Regions from separate parts of the Homo sapiens genome. Here region 2 is linked to region 1. The links are chromatin loops, found by intact Hi-C in ENCODE. Cell type or tissue: PC-9. All regions are shown on one strand.

What was found. A loop is a pair of places that touch in the nucleus more often than their neighbours do. Peaks named below come from ENCODE experiments on the same cell type or tissue, not always from the same donor. Only the 100,000 strongest peaks of a DNase experiment are listed, where the experiment ranks them.
Region 2: it touches region 1 in a loop (19-fold over the local background); 2 of 110 quality-filtered maps call a loop at or near these places.

What each region holds. Positions count from the first base shown.
Region 1 is chr18:57,205,878-57,213,877 of GRCh38, forward strand. No RefSeq gene overlaps it. Among named protein-coding and RNA genes, the nearest start is that of LINC02565, 39 kb to the left of the region's middle. RefSeq lists enhancers at 3,962-5,161, 4,090-4,199. In PC-9, no CTCF peak of the experiment used is centred here; DNase peaks (open chromatin) are centred at 4,724, 5,344 and 5,704; H3K4me3 peaks cover 468 bases; H3K27ac peaks cover 3,306 bases.
Region 2 is chr18:57,084,379-57,092,378 of GRCh38, forward strand. No RefSeq gene overlaps it. Among named protein-coding and RNA genes, the nearest start is that of LINC-ROR, 16 kb to the left of the region's middle. In PC-9, no CTCF peak of the experiment used is centred here; a DNase peak (open chromatin) is centred at 3,773; H3K27ac peaks cover 1,144 bases.

The DNA.
Region 1 (8,000 bases):
CAGAACTAAGGAAGCGCAATTTAAAGCTCTAGCATAGAAACATGCCTACAACAACTGAAGAAAGCCCTTTCCTTTTTCAAAAGAAAAAATATAAATTGAAGCTCAGTGAAGAGTGAACATTCAGACCTCCCTGGTAATGGATTCCTTCCCACACTGGATTCTAAAACAGTAAGGGAAGATAACAGGGTACATCCAACCTCCTCAGCCCCAGGGAAATTTAACTGGGTGAATATTGGTCGGATACCTCACCAGACTCCAGAAACTGAAGTGCCCTGATCGGGCAGCTCTTTCTTCCTCAGCCAGGCTGTGATTTGTCTACAACTGAAGGCAAAGAGCTGAGGGTGATTATGAGCTGTGTCTCTGGTCTGTGAGGGTGACCACCAGGAAGGCAGTGCTGGTGACACTCCCAGGGGCCCAGATGCTCCCCTAGAAGGTGACACTCCCAGGGATCCAGATGCTCCCCTAGAAGGTGACAGTCCCAGGGATCCAGATGCTCCCCTAGAGGGATGTCAGGTTTCTGCCTGAAAATTCTAGTATTTCCTCTGTACTCCCCAAAGGGATGGAGGCCATGTCAGCCTTACATGTGGGCACCAGAGGCCAATTTTAAGTGTCCACTGGCTGTGGCCCTTCCCCCCGTCCCACAGTAGTCTTATCCCTGTCCTGACAGTTTGTATGGACAAAACTTCCCCTGAAGCTCAGAATGCTGAGAGGTTTTCTAAGCATGTTCCAAGACCTAGGGCTTCTTAGAGATAACATGGAAATGTCCCCCCACCCCCTCAACAAATCCCCGTAGGATTCTATAACAATTCCAAAGTCTGTGCCTTTAACAAAAGGCAGAGAACAGGCATTTTAGAGAACCCATCCAGAATCAGATTTTCTGGGTCCAAATTGTATGACTTTCCTGGTAGTTGGGATTCTCCAGAGAAACAGAACCAGTATATATTTTTATTACAAGGAATTGACTCAAGTATGGAGGCTGAGCAGTTCCAAGATCCGAGAACCAGGAGACGACCTGATGCTACAAGTCCCAGCCAGACTCTGAAATCAGAAGAGTGTGCTTCGGTCTGTGCTCAAAGACAGTCAGGTAGAGAAAAAATTCTCTCTTGCTTAGCATTTCATTCTACTCAGGCTTTCAAAGGATTGGGTGAGGATTACCCCCATTCAGGAGCGCAATCTGATTTACTCACTCCACAGATTCAAATGTTAGTCTTATCCAGAAACACCCAGACTAATGCTTGACCAAATAACCAGGCACCCCATGGCCTAGTCAAATTGTTACATAAAATTAACCATTATAACCTTGAACGAAGTCACTTTGTCTCGCTGTGCCTCAGTTTCCTCATTTATAAAATAGGTGTTATCACAGCCCCTTCCTCACCTGGTTGGTGAGAAGTTTAAGAGAGGCCAAATACACAAACTACTTGGCAGAATGCTTGGAATGCAGTAAGTGCCTTAGCTCCTGGGGAGGAGAGAAGTAGTAGGAAAGAAGCAAAGAGGAATTGGAGAAGGGCTTCCTGGGCTAATTTATCACAAACTTAACCATTTCTTCACCCTTACTGCTAGAGTTCCTTCTCTATCTCTCTTTCTCCATTTGTAGCAGCTCTGATATCCACATTTGAAAAAGGTTCTGATTCCCCTGAGTGACAGTTTCTTCACTTCTCTTTTTTGTCAGCCTCTCTTCATGGAGAATCTAATTTTTCCACTCAGAATTTCTGATGAAGATGAAGGCAGAGAGAGGGCTGAGCATGTCATGGGGACATTGTTGTCAGCCGCCCTGATGTTGGATGTTGTGGGAATGGAGTGACTGCCTCCCAAACCATCTACCTGCTGTTGACACAATGCAAGAAGTCCAAAGGCCTTTTTCCCAGGCTGACCCAGCACCTTGTGCTGCTGAGCTTATTCAAATGACCATTGCATTAAATATCACCGTGGAGACAGTTAATGCAGTAATATTACCAGCTGGGAATATGCCTTACAGTGGAAGCCAAGGGAGGCAAGAGGAGGTAGTGCGGAAATGGTTTATGTGAAAGACGTCTTCCCTTTACACAAAAATGTCCAAAAACTATTAATTTTGGGCAGCAGCAAGGAAGAAATACATGAAAGGAAAATTGATTTCTATTTAAATGGTATGTTTTCATCACCTTTCTTCAGAGCCTAAGCATTCATCTTTGAGTACCTGTGCTAATTGATTTTGAATGCAATTCAACGCGATCGCTGCACAATAATAAATCTCAGGGCAAAGAGGATAAAGGAGGGAACTTGAGCCAAACAGGAAGTGGTGTGACACGTGGCATCTAAAAGGTGTGTCTGTGTCATCCTGGGGTGAGCTCAGGAGCAGTACTGATGGGAGGCGGGATAGTCTAGGCAGCAGGAGCTGCTTGTTTGTATAACAACCTTGAACTTGAACTCTTCCAGCTGATCCAGGGAGTGTCAACTGCTGGGCCACCGCCTGGGGCTCAGGCGACCTGTCCCCAGGCATGCTGTGGTCCTCTCTGAAGGAGGAAGGCACTCTTGTGGCTACTCTTCCATTCTTCCTTGTAGTACCTGTTGCCTTCTTTCTTTTCCAGCTGCCCCCCCACCACTGCCCACAGCCCTGGTCTTCCTGGCAAGCCTCTTTCTTATTACCCATTCTCCCTAAAGTTCATGCCCATTCCTCCATGGGCTGTCACTTTGGAAGGCAAGTGGCTGAGCTGTTCCCTGGAAGATATAACAGAACCATGCTAGAGACCCTGAACTCTACCAGTGATGGAGGAATGAATCTCAAAATAAGAGTCCAGGCTCCATGGCTGGCACATGGGGCAAGTAGAACCTTTGGGATTCATTTGGGTAACCCCCTAAGGGTGCCTGACCACCTCTGCAAGGGCCATGCCATTGTTCATCCCCAGGAGAGGTGAGGCAGGAAGGGGTTGGCAGGAGGGTGAGGGTGCAAGATTGGATAGGAAGAAAAGGAGTCTACGAGGGCTCTTTGCTACTCAGTGGCCATGTGACAGTTTTAATGTTTCTTTCTTGAGCAGAAATATAGCAGATAAAAAAAGAACCACAAATCTGTCAAAATGCCCTGTGCAAAGAAGCTGAACAATCACAAAAAAGTGTTGTGCCCATTCCTGAAAATATTTTCACCACGTGGTGAAAATAATTCATGGGAACTTGGTCCAATCTCCATGCATCGGGTCAGCAGGTGACTCAACTCAGAAGGAAAGAGCAGATGGTGTGGTGAGTGTGCAGGAGCCCGAGAAAAGCTGAGATTTGGAGACCAGTGGTGGTCTGGTGGGCTTGTGCAGTAGTTAGCCATACTGTTTGTACAGGACCAGCTCCAATTCGCAACAGGATCAAATCTTTATACCGACCCACTTGGCATTCCTGGAAGTTTGATGTGGCAGGGCTACTCTTGAGCAGGACTGAACCGTCTCCAAGCGTTTTTCTCTAAATGATTGAGATCAGGAGTTTATTTCTGAGAATGAACAGTCCTATCCAAGATGTATCTACTTAACCCAGAAGCAACATGTATATGAGATCAAAATACAAAGCCATTGCAGTCAGTTTGGGCATGAAGGCAGTTAATCCAAATTTCCAATGCACAGACAAATCATCCCAAGACAGACTGAATTATTCATGGACTTAATGGTTTATGTTTTGTACAGATATCACTTTATTTTTTATGGTAAGAAGTTTAGTTGCCATGTAAGTATATTGAAAATTAAAATAATTATTTCTGTTTACACGACATGAAATGAACTGGACCCTCATGTCCTACATCTCTCCCCATTGCTATCTCTTTCATTCATTCATTTATTTACAGTCTCTATCCTCTTGCAGTTTACCACTTGGTGGGGGAAAGCAAGCATTAAGCAGATAAGCATTTCTTCCTGTGTTGTGGGGCTACGATAAGAGAGATTTAAAGCAAAAAGGCCTGGCCCCTGGCACAGCCGAGTCAAGCTTTCATTTTCCCCCAGCTTGCCAAGATGCGGTCTCTGTTTCTGTCTCCCCACCTGCCAACCGCCCAGGTGGCCCATTGATTTCTGACATGCCGTGATGTAAAATGGCACATCGTGGTATCATTAGGTGCAATGCTGACAAAGGTAAAAGAAAACCCCTTCTGGCTCATGCTGAGAGTTCCTTCTCTCACACCCACCGCTCACTGTAGCCAGTTCCTGAATTGCATTTACAGCCGGGAGGATGCGGCAGCAAAGACACCCCACGGAGGGAGGAAGAGAAATGAAATTTCTCTCGGACCCATTGATCTCTCCTCTGAGCAATTTACTAGTCGGGGAGGTGGAGAAGCGGCAGGAGAAGCGCTTAGGGCTGCTCTTTATCTCACTTCTGAGGGCTGGGGACATCCCTAAGTGAATCTGCAACTCACTGAGGCCACACTCCCTGCTGACAGTCCCTTGGTGACAAACCCCTGACTTTGCAGGACCAAAACCAAGAAAACAGAGGTAGGCAATAATTTGGAATAGGAAAGAGCGGGCATTAACAAGCTAGACCTTAAGACATCCCTTAGGTGATTAAGGGGCTAAGCTGGCAGGATGTGTGCAGGTCCCCCTTCTGAAAGCTGTGCGGGAGCTGGGACTGCTCAGTCAGCTCCGCCTCCAGCTCAGGGAAAAATGCACAATGACTCATCTTCCTCCTAGCCAGGACCAGCAGGCGCCGAGGGAGTGTCTGCAAGCCTTTCCTCCGCACTGGGCAAAGTGTAGCTTCTCATGATGAAGAAAATCAACCTTCTTTGTGCCAAGAGCGAGTCCTGTGACATTCTTTTGCCCCAGGGTCTGTACTATGAGGGGAGTCCTGAACCCTGAGTTCAGAATTTTATCCTGCCTACAATCCTATGCGAAAATCTTCAGCCTTGGTATTTAGCATTCCATAAAATACCAAACCTGAGAGGGAATTTGGGGGTTTTCCCATGATTACCTGAGGGCAGGGCAGACACTGCACAAAGTGTCACTGAGTTCAATAGACTTCTGTGAGTGATCAGGACTAGATATCACAGAGTGAAAGAGAGGACTTTGACCTTTGACTTTTCCTTGGGTACTCCACCCCAATCTCAGTGCCTTCCCCTCCTCACTCTTCCCTGGCCTGTGCAAAGGCTCCAGGCTTTTTCTGTGGTTTCCACCACACCCTCCTGGAGCCTGATCTTGGATTTCTCACTTGCAACCCACCAGGCAACCGTGTAAGGGAAAATCAGCAGTTTCACTGCAGTCTGAGCTGGCACAAAATACAGGTCACAAAGACCCTGCTAATAAAACAGGATGTGGTAAAGATGCTGGCCAAAGCCCACCAAAACCAAGATGGTGATGAAAGTGACCTCTGGTCACCCTCACTGCCAACCTCCTATCTTATCCTGTGACTTAGAATGCCTAATCTCCTGGGAATGCAGTCCAGTAGGTCTCAGCCTTATTTCACCCAGCCCCTATACAAGATGGAGTCACACTGGTTCAAAATGCTTCTGACACAATTAGTATCTTTTTTCTTTAGTGCAATCATATCTTCAATATAATCAAATTCAGTTACTTCAACAGATGTTCACTGGGCATCTATTATATGCTAGACTGTGGGATGACAGCCATAAACGAGCTGACCTAGTCCTTGCCCTCATGGAACAATTGGTATAGAAGATGAAAGGAGATATGGACAAGGAAACAGAACATTCTAATGCAGTATGATAAAGGTGTTGGCATGGGAAGCTGAAAATGCAGAAGGACTTCCGAGCTCCTGAGAGAGGCCAGTGAGCAAGAAGTGATGTCCAAGCTAAAACCAATAAAATGAGCTGGAGTTAGTTAGCAGGCAGAGGAGATAGGGGAGAAAGGAAGGCGCTGCAGGAAGAAGGAAGAACATGTGCAAAGGATCAGAGGCTGGGCATAGGATGAGGAACTGCAGAAAGTTTAGGATGGCTGGAGCTTGGATGATGGATGATGGGGGAAACAGGGAAAGATGAGGCTGGATAAATCAGAAGGGTGCAAAAACAAAGGGTGTTGCAAGCCTGACAGAGGGTTGGGCTTCATCTCTCTTAAGCACACAGAGAAACCAGTGGGAAGTTTTATAATAAGGGAGTGATAGACTCACAGCACAGTTTGAGAAAGATCTTTCTTGTTGCAATAGGGAGGTGGAGTTAGCAGTGGGTGGACAAGCAGGGAGATCTGTCTGAAAGCTCCTGCAAAGCTCCCACCAGGGAGCATCAGAGGGAATGAAGAAAAGAAGGGCCATGGAAAAGCGATTGAGAAGGAAAGTTGATGTTCTCACTGAGACCTGAAATAGGGAACCCAAGAAAAGAGAATCTGTAGTGAGACAAAGTCTTTCAGTTTTAAGGCTGGATGCTGAAGTACCATGCTCCTTCATCATGCCAGGCACAGAGGAGATTTCACAGACACCAAGCTCCTTGTTGTTGGGTGATGTGTCTTGTTCTCTAAGCACCTGGCACACAATAGGTGGTGAAAAGTGGTTTTAGATGTATTCATGAATGAATGCATTAATAAATAAATTTAACACAAGAGTCTCTAACTTCAAAGTTCTTACAGTCTTATCGTAAGACAAGATTATCCTACATCAAACAATTAAAGAACTGCACAAGATAGAACGTAATTAAGTTCTAAATCATCTAGTTTAGGTTATAAGTGCTGGAGTTTCAGAGAAGGGAAAGATCAATGTGGGCTGGAGGAGTTAAGAATGGCTTAAATATAATTCCCTGACATTACAGTACCGTGGAAACAACAGTGCTGGGCTTAAAATGAAGAGATGAAAGCCAACACATTGAGCCTTATTTACCCAGTGTCGTGCAGCAGACCACCATGATTTTGGGGGACTGAATTAGTAACGTTGGCCTTAGGGGTTAATGCTGTTCAGGTGGACTTATTTGTGTACAATTAATAATGGGTTCTGACATAATTAATTCTCATCATATTCTTTTTGTAATGATTTTTTCTATCAGCATGAACATTCACGGAACGTAAATTGAACCATTTTAAAGTATACAATTTGGTGGCATTTAGTACATTTATATTGTTGCGCAACTAACACATTTAGATCCAAAACATTTCCGTCACTTCAAAAGAAAACCTGTTCATTGTATTCTTTTTTCTTCCTTTTTTTTGAGACAGGGTCTTGCTTTGTTGCCCAGACTAGAGTACAGTGGTGTGATCATGGCTCACAGCAGCCTCGACTTCCCGTGCTCAAGTGATCTTCCCACCTCAGCCTCTCAAGTAGCTGGGACTACAGGTGTGAACCACTATATCTGGCTAATTTTTGTATTTTTTGTAGACACAGGCTCTCATCATGTGCTCACGCTGGGTGTTCATTGTGTTCTTGAATTAACAATGCAATACAGTAGACTGAAAAGAACACTGGAGTATGGTACCTTAAGTTCTCCTCTGAGGTCTACAACTGAGTAGTTCAAATTTGACTCTGAGCAGGTCACTAATGATTTTTGCGCCTCAGTTCCATCATTTGTAAAATGGGAGAGTTTGACTAAGATGATACCCAAGATCTCTTCTAGCTTTACAACCCTGTAATTCTAAATACAGTAGATTTATTGATTGACTGTAATATGCAAAAAAAATGATAGTGCATGTGTGTGCGTGTTACAGGGCAGAGATGGGAGGAGGCAGGGACTCCCTGAGACTAAGATGAAACTGAATGATGCATGGGTGAGTGTGGAGTTGAGGGAGATTATCTGGTTGGCTACCCCATTTTTTTTTTTTACTTGGATAGGTTGGTGTTTAACTCCTCATTGAACCCTGGTTGAATTCAGCAATTATGAAGTCTTGCTCCAGAGTTGCCTTGGATACTACCATTAAGCTGTATTTGCATCCTGAATAATTTGATGTGTACTTCCAAGGCTAAATGTTTCTTTTTCTTCCTGCCCCAAATCTTTAGTTACAACTTCTGTTCACCAATTTCTTCTTGCACACTTCATGGAAAGAACTTGTTGCCAGTTCTCTAAATAGCCTCAAAAGTGTACATAGGCCTTATAGTCCGAGAAAATACGTGGAATCTCAAAACTGATAGAG
Region 2 (8,000 bases), 120 kb before region 1:
TACAAGAGCAAAGAAGTAGAGGAAGGGGGAGGTGTGGCTTCCTGTCACAGCCAGCCTAGGTCCTACTGGCATTTTTACAGATGAAACCGTAAGCACCAAATGTGTATGCTTCAATACAGAAAGTCGCCAAGCAGTGAGGCTGCACTGCATGAGGTCAACTGTTTTCTAAATAACCTTCCGCCCTGTTATTTAGGAGGATGGAAACAAGAGACTGAACGAAATAAACAGAAAATGAAAGACAGGGAAGGAAGTGGTGGTAATAGAGATGTGAGGAGAGGGGAAGCTGAGAGCACCTATCTGTGCCTTTGATTCAGGACAAGTGCATCAGGGCTTTTGAGATCTGGCCAGCCTCACTCCACCTCCCGGGGACTGCTTGCCTTGCCACGGCTGGTGGAAAACAGGACTGTAAAGTTACTTTCCCCAGATATTTAGAACTGGGGCTCAGGAGTCTCTGTTTAGCCTCTGTGCTGTGCACATGTGCAATGCTAAAGGTTGTGGAGCTGCTTAGCTGCTCGATCTGTGTAGGGAAGCAGAGAAACCTGGGAAGAGAGAAACAGAGAGAGGAGTAAATGAGGCATGAGGATGGTGTTTGTGTACTGCGTCCTAGCCCTCAGGGGGAGGATTAGGGTCCTTTTCGCTCTTGGTTGGGTTCCATGAGGCACACTTATAATGACCTCCTCTCCACATGCTTAAGCCAGTTTGAGTCACTTCCTGTCACAACTGAAAGAGCCTTAGGGGAACCGGGAAATAATTCATAGTCAATCTATTTTACTCTCTTCCTCTTTCTTTTCTTTTGTCTGTTTCCAACTTCAGAGTTCAAGTCACTATCCCGCTTTCCCCAGTGCTGCATGTTGTTGAGTGGGCAGTATTGCTTGGAAGTGGAATCCATTGCACTGGAAGAAGGAAAATATCATGGCGAATTAGTAAAACTAAAGTGAGTTGAGGCAGTGGCTTTAGGAAAGAACATGTGGCTTGATGCAGGCTGACACAGGCATAGATGGGAAACGATGAACTCTAGAATGTTTTGTGCCCTTCCAGTTGGAGGATTAGGGAGAACTAAGAACGCTATTAGAGTTTGACCAAGTAGAGTTAAGGCCCGTTGGCCAAAGGCCACCTGGATTGCCCAGGAAATGATGCTGTAACCTTACGATAATGATCCTACAGGAAATTCATATGCAAATGAAGTGCAAAGTAATTAGAGTAATTAGTGGCAAAGCAATATGTGGTTCCAACAGCTCTGCCTTGGGGGGCTGGCGAGGAGGGGTGGAGATTGTGTTGCAGCGAAGACAAAGAAGAGAAAACTGAGTTACATAAAAAAGAGAATCTGTGTGCCTGTGAAGCAGACAATAAATGCACACATACATGAACACGAAAAATATCTGCCAGTGAAGCTCTTTGTGGAGAATTGAAATAGGGCAATGTGATTATGGTAGGGTGGCAATTTGAGATTAGATGATTAGGGTATCTGAATTAATTTTTAAAAGTTTTTACTTACAATTAAACTTTGACACCAGGAGCTCTGCCTTATGACCACGTTTGAGAACCACTGCAGCAGGGAGTATAGGAAATGTGGCCATAATAGGACATTGCCTGTTGCATAGCAAGTCAATACACTGACACCGAGGGTTGCAGCAGAGAAAGTGTTTTAGGATGGGCGCGGTGGCTCACACCTGTAATCTGGCACTTCGGGAGGCGAGGAAGGCAGATTATTGAGGTCAGGAGTTCGAGACCAACCTGGGGAACATGGCAAAGCCCTTTCTCTACTAAAAATACGAAAAAAATTAGCCAGGTGTAGTGGTGTGCACCTGTAGTCCCAGCTACTTGGGAGACTAAGGCAGGAGAATCACTTGAACCCAGGAGGCAAAGGTTGCACTGGGCAAAGATCATGCCACTGCACTCTAGCCTGGGTGACAGAGCGAGACTCTGAACAACAACAACAAAAGTGTTTTAATAGTAGGTTAATGAGAGGAAACCTCAAATTTGCCTCCCTGAGGAGTTTGGGGCTAGGTACTTTAAGGGTTTTGAAATGGGCTAAGGTGTGAGAATTGTGAATTGGTCAAAGAATGCAGGGTGAAATCATGGGTCAGGGTGACAAAGAAACTACATTCTCAAGCTGATTCAGTCCCTCTGTTGGGGTCTTCAAACTGGTTGGCATCAGCCTTTCCAGGGAATTCAGGTTCTGAAGAACATCTTAAGCAATTCATCCTACCTATAGAAACAATACGGATGCAAATGGTCAGTCCTTAGTGCGATGTGACTTTTGGTTACAAGGAAGTGGGCCACAAAATGTGGCCTGATTAATGCTTAATTATAACTATATTTCAGAACCTGGCATGTAATTCTTATTAAACCTGTGAGGACAATTTCAGAAACGCAAGATCAAATCCAGCCACCTGAGGCATTGACCATCTCCTAGGGGAGAGAATCAGAAAGCTTGTAGAAAGTGCTCATTGGACGTGGGATGGAGTAAATTCAACAGGGTTTATCTGAAGATGCTTCTTTAAATCATTTTTCCAAGCCCTCTTAGCCACAGCCTTCTCGGTGAACCAGGAGAATTTCATATTTGTTGGCATTAGCCCCTCAATTCTGAAACTATCTTGGCAAAAGTTATCATAATAAGAAAATCTAACATAGAAAAATGAGGACAGTAAGAGAAATCTGACATAGCTGACTCCATCTTGCTTCTATCCTCTCAGCTGTCCTTGTTCATTCCTGGGCATAAGCCAAGCTAACATTAAGAGGAATTTAGTTTATAGTTTAACCTTAAAGCAGAGATGATAATAACCCTTTCCCACACTACCCCCTCCTTGCTTGGGGACTGAGATTACCTTTGTAAAATTAACAAATTAGTCACTAGGTTAAAATTACGGCTCAGGAGTCATGCAGACAGAAGCTGCAAGATTTCTAACCTCCCCAATGGCTCCTATCGATAACATTACTATTGTAAAACCTAAGACTGGTGTTCAAGGTATTTTTAAGACCCTGCATTCTGATGGACCTGCTGGTATCACACAGTCTGATAAACTGGCTTAATTAGTTTTGTGATTCTATCCAGGAACTGAAGACAGCAAGAAGCCAATTTGACTCCCGATGATTTCATTCCTAACCCAACCAATCAGCATTCCCCATTCCCTAGCTCCTTGCCTACTAAATTGTCCTTTAAAAAACCCTAGACTTCAAATTTTGGGGGAGATAGATTAGGGTAATAACTCCTATCCTTCCTGTCAGTTGCCTTGCAATAATTAAACTCTTTCTCTACTGTACTAATACTGTCTCAGTGAATTGGGCTTATCTGTACAGCAGGCAAAAAGAACCCATTGGGTGATCATAATTCTACGAGGATAGCTGGGGACCCCTGCCTTAAACACTAACAGCTACCTGACAATCCTTCTCTTAGAGTCCAGACACATTCTTTTCTGTATCCCGTGTTCCAAATCTACCAAGCATCACAGGCAGTGGGGTGGAGGCGAATTGGCACACCTCAGATTTGCATAATAATAACTAGCTCTAAACTCTGTAAAAAATGGAAAATGACTTCCAGGAGTCTCAGGGAATAAAGAAATGCAGACATTTTGTGGGGGATTTGGAGTCCTTGCCACTTCGTCCTTCACTTGCATTCTTTATACATTTCTAACATTTTCTTTACTTGGATTTTAAAAAGCAAAGATGCCTTCTTTCCTCAGCTGCCTCCTCACTAAACGTTTCCCTGGTGAAGGTAGAAGCCTCCAGGGAATGAACTTCTCGGGAGATAATGACATCAGTCTAGAAATATTCACACTTCCCGGACTGGGTGTGTTAGTGGTGAGGGTGGGGCTGGGTGTGTGAACCAATCAGTCAGGGAGACCACAGGGCTGGGGGCGCGGGGGGAGAAAGCTGAGGAGACAGGCTGGAAAGGAAGCATTAGATGGGCACAAGGGAAGAAGTTGGGGCCCTATATCCCTGTGGCAGGGTCGCATAGAAACAGGGCCTAGGCTGGACGTGGTGGCTCACACCTGTAATCCCAGCACTTTGGGAGGCTGAAGCAGGGGGATCACCTGGGGTCAGGAGTTCAAGACCAGCCTGGCCAGCCCCACTCTACTAAAGACCATCCTGGTGAAACCCCGTCTCTACGAAAAATACAAAAATTAGCCAGGCATGGTGGCAGGTGCCTCTAGTCCCAGCTACTCAGGAGGGTGAGGCAGGAGAATCTCTTGAATCCGGGAGGCAGAGGTTGCAATGAGTCGAGATTGCACCACTGCATTCCAGCCTGGGCGACAGAGTGAAACTCTGTCTCAAAAAACAAAAAACAAAACACAACAAAAAACAAAAAACAAAAAAAAAAGAAAAGAAAAGAAAAAAGAAGCAGGGCCTAGCACTCAAGGTCTCCATCATCTTATTTTGTTGGGGTGGAGGACAGGGAGAAAAGGAGCTGGTCAGACCCGTTCACGTTCAAGTGGCCACAGGACTCTCTGGGGTGATGGAAAGTTTTCCTCAGAGCTGGAACCACCCTGCTCACGGGGAATAGACCCAAAAGACTTCCCAGGATCCTGGGTTCTGATGCACTGGGTCTTGAAGGTTGGCAAGTCCTCACTCTTCAAAGTGTGGTCTTGGACCAGCAGCCCTGGCATCACCTGGGAGCTTGGGTGCTGTGCAGAATCTCATCAGATCCGCCCCAGAGCTGCTGACTCTGAATCTGCACTTCAGTGAGATCCCTGGGGAACTCAGAGTGCACTGGAGTTTGAGAAGCATGTCTGCAGGTGGCTCTGCAATATCAGACTTCCAGGTTTTAATCACAGGATGTTTACTGAACCGGGTGCATGTGTTATGTAATTTTGTGAGTATGCACAGAGGCAAGATGCTAGTCCATACGGTAAACGACTAGAGCATTGGATAACACTCACGATGTCAAGGAAAAGTTTTTGTTTGTTTGTTCATTTTGAGATGGAGTCTGTCTCTGTTGCCCAGGTTGGAGTGCAGTGGCGTGATCTTGGCTCACTGTAATCTCCGCCTCCCAAGTTGAAGCGATTCTTCTTCCTCAGGCCCCCGAGTAGCTGGGATTACAGGCATGCACCACCATGCCTGGCTAATTTTTGTATTTTTAGTAGAGATGGGGTTTCACCATGTTGGCCAGGCTGGTCTCAAACTCCTGACCTCAAGTGATCCACCCACCTCAGCCTCCCAAAGTGCTGGGATTACAGGTGTGAGCCACTGCACCTGGCCAAGGAAACAGTTTTATGGATGGTTTATCCCTCACCACAGCATGCAGGACAGGGCCACTGGTCCATTAGGGACCCACAGATCATCTGCTTGTGGTCTCCCTGCCTGCCCCTGCCCCATCACTGTGCTTCCCAAAGTCCGCAAACCAACACACCTTCACTCTTCTCCTAGTCTGTCTTGCAGCCAGGTTGATTATGTTTGCCTTTTCAGAAATGTGCTGCTTCTTAATGATAAAAAATTAGGACATGAAAGGAAGGGGCAAAGGTGAAGAAGGTGACCCAGATGAATGACACACTCGATGTCACTGTTTAAACCACATTCCCTTGGGTGGAGTGTGGTGAGGCCAGTGCAGATGGAAAGGGGGAACCAGGAAGAGTTTTCAGTGTTGTTACTCACAGCTTCCTGGGGAGAACACAGCCTAGCACCGAAGGTTGCTCGGGAAGTGGAGGGCAAGTAGTTTCTACCGGAAGGAAACGGGGGGGCAGCCAGTTTAGGATTGACTAGTTTGAATAATTTCAGTGGACTGTAGGGAGTTGAGGCTGTCCCTTGTTTTCTGGTACCTGGCCCTGGGGTGATCAGAACAGAGGAAGAGTGACCCTGAGTGTGAGAGCCCCATCAGGGAGGTGGTTGGGGGTGTGGACGTAATCAGTTTCAGGAAGAAGAATGGACCTGCCTCTAACCGGGTCTCAAACTGGGTCAAGACAATCTTTGAAAAAATTGCAATACAGTCAGGCCCCAAATTAAATTTGTTTCCGTGTTTTCTCATCCAATCCTACCAAATGTGTAAGGCTGCTCCCAAATATTCTGGTTATTGATGGCATAACCAGCCACCCCCAACCTTAAGAGCATAAAACAACAGCATTTATGATGCTCACCGGCTCCGTGGGACAGGAAGCTGTATGGATGGCTCTTCTGGCTTGATTCAAATGGCTGGAGCTGGGGCTGAAAGAGCCGGGGCTGAAAGAGCCAGGGCTGGCATATCCATTTACAGGGTGGCCTCTGGCCAGCTGAAAGATGGGCTTAGCTGGGGTTGTTGATCATAGCGTTGACATGTGGCCTCTCCAGCATGGTGGTCTCAGCACAGTGAAACTTCTTGCATGGAGGTGGAGGGTTCCAAGAACACGTGTTCCTAGCCACGAAGGTGGAAGCTGTATGGCTTTATGGTTGAGCCTCAGAAGTCACATAGTGTCATTTCCACCCCAATCCTTAGGTCAAAGAAGTCATTAGGCTCCTCTTCCAACTACAGATTCAAAGAGAGTGCACAGAGACTCCACTTCTCCTGGAGGGAATGTCAAAGATCCTGTGACTATGATTTTAAAACATTGCACTGCATTATAGAAAATTGATGGCCCTGCACAAGGTCAGAGTTTTGCAGACAATATAAAAATATTAGACCTGGTGGGCTTCCAGTGTCATGACTTTCCGCAACAGGCATCAAAAAGACCTCAGGAAAGAGTTCAATTAAAGAGACTTCTCTCTCCTTTTCCTGGAACCTCACCTCCAATTTCCTATTCCTGAACTGCCTCTCTTTCTGGCATTTAGAACCTAGTGAACAGTCAGCAGAAGGGAGGATCGTGAACTTCTGCTATGAGTATTTGCTATAGGGATCTCCTCTGTTAACTTTCATTTAATCCCACACACTTGTATTGAGTGCCTAAAGATAAATATGATAGCACCATGGTTAAGAGCAAGAACTTCAAAATCCAGTTGCCTGTTTGAAATCCTAGCTCTGCCCCTATGCAAATGCCACAGCCAAGTTATTTAAACTTTTGGTGACTCAGTTTTCTCAACTTTGAAATGGGTATACTATAATAATACCATGGACTGTCATGAGGATAGGATAAATATATGCAAGGTAAGCACTATGTCAGTGTTTTCTAGAGTTGTTTCTACAGAGCAGAACTTCTGTCCCTCCTTGCTGTCAAGGATTGCACAGGTCAGCCAGGTGGGAGAAAGGTACACAAGTAACAATTCCACCAGACAGGCTGTGGTGGATGCTGAAATAGAACCACAGACAGCTGTGGGACAAGGCAAGGGAGCTAGAAAAATGGAATATTGACCACATTGTAAAACTGCAAACTCATGTGTATTAGGCTGCTGGGGTTTTGCCTAAACCTCCAGTCTTTGAAATCTACTTCCAATAGCCATGACTCCAAAGTGGGAGTTTTATAATCGTATTTGAGCTTCAGAGATTGCTGAATGCAGTCTTTTAGAAAGATGGAGATTTGCTTAGAAATCCACCTGAGGACTGGAAGCTTCTTGACTCTCTTTCTGGAGCAGGGCCTCACCCAATAAGTTAGTTCCTAATTGGATTGAATTATCCAGCTTTCCTGGTGCTGTAATTGATGCTTGTGTATCACTATTGCCTTCCCAGCTCAACATGAGCTTCCTGAGCCAGGAACTGTGGTGTCCATTCCAGCTCAAACTCTTGTCTCTCAGGGAGTTTTCAAGAACCTCAGGCAAAAGTTCCATAGCAATTGCCCTAAGGTAACCACAAAGAAACATTTCCGTGGAGGAAATCATGGATAAAACACACTGTACCTGACGAGGTTACAAATGAGCTTAAGATGCTATTTAGGGGTAAAATTCTTGACTTGCTTTTCTCTCTATTCCTAGTGCCCACCATAATGCTTGGCACATAATGAATTTCATAAAAGTTCTCTGAGTGAGTGAATGAATGAATGAATGAACGAAGGAGTAGGGCCTGTGGCTGACATTGCCAAGTTTAAAACCTGAGCCCTAGATCCAGGTGAAAGGAGTTTGGCAAACAGGTAGTGAGGCCAAGAACACACATCTGAGACAAG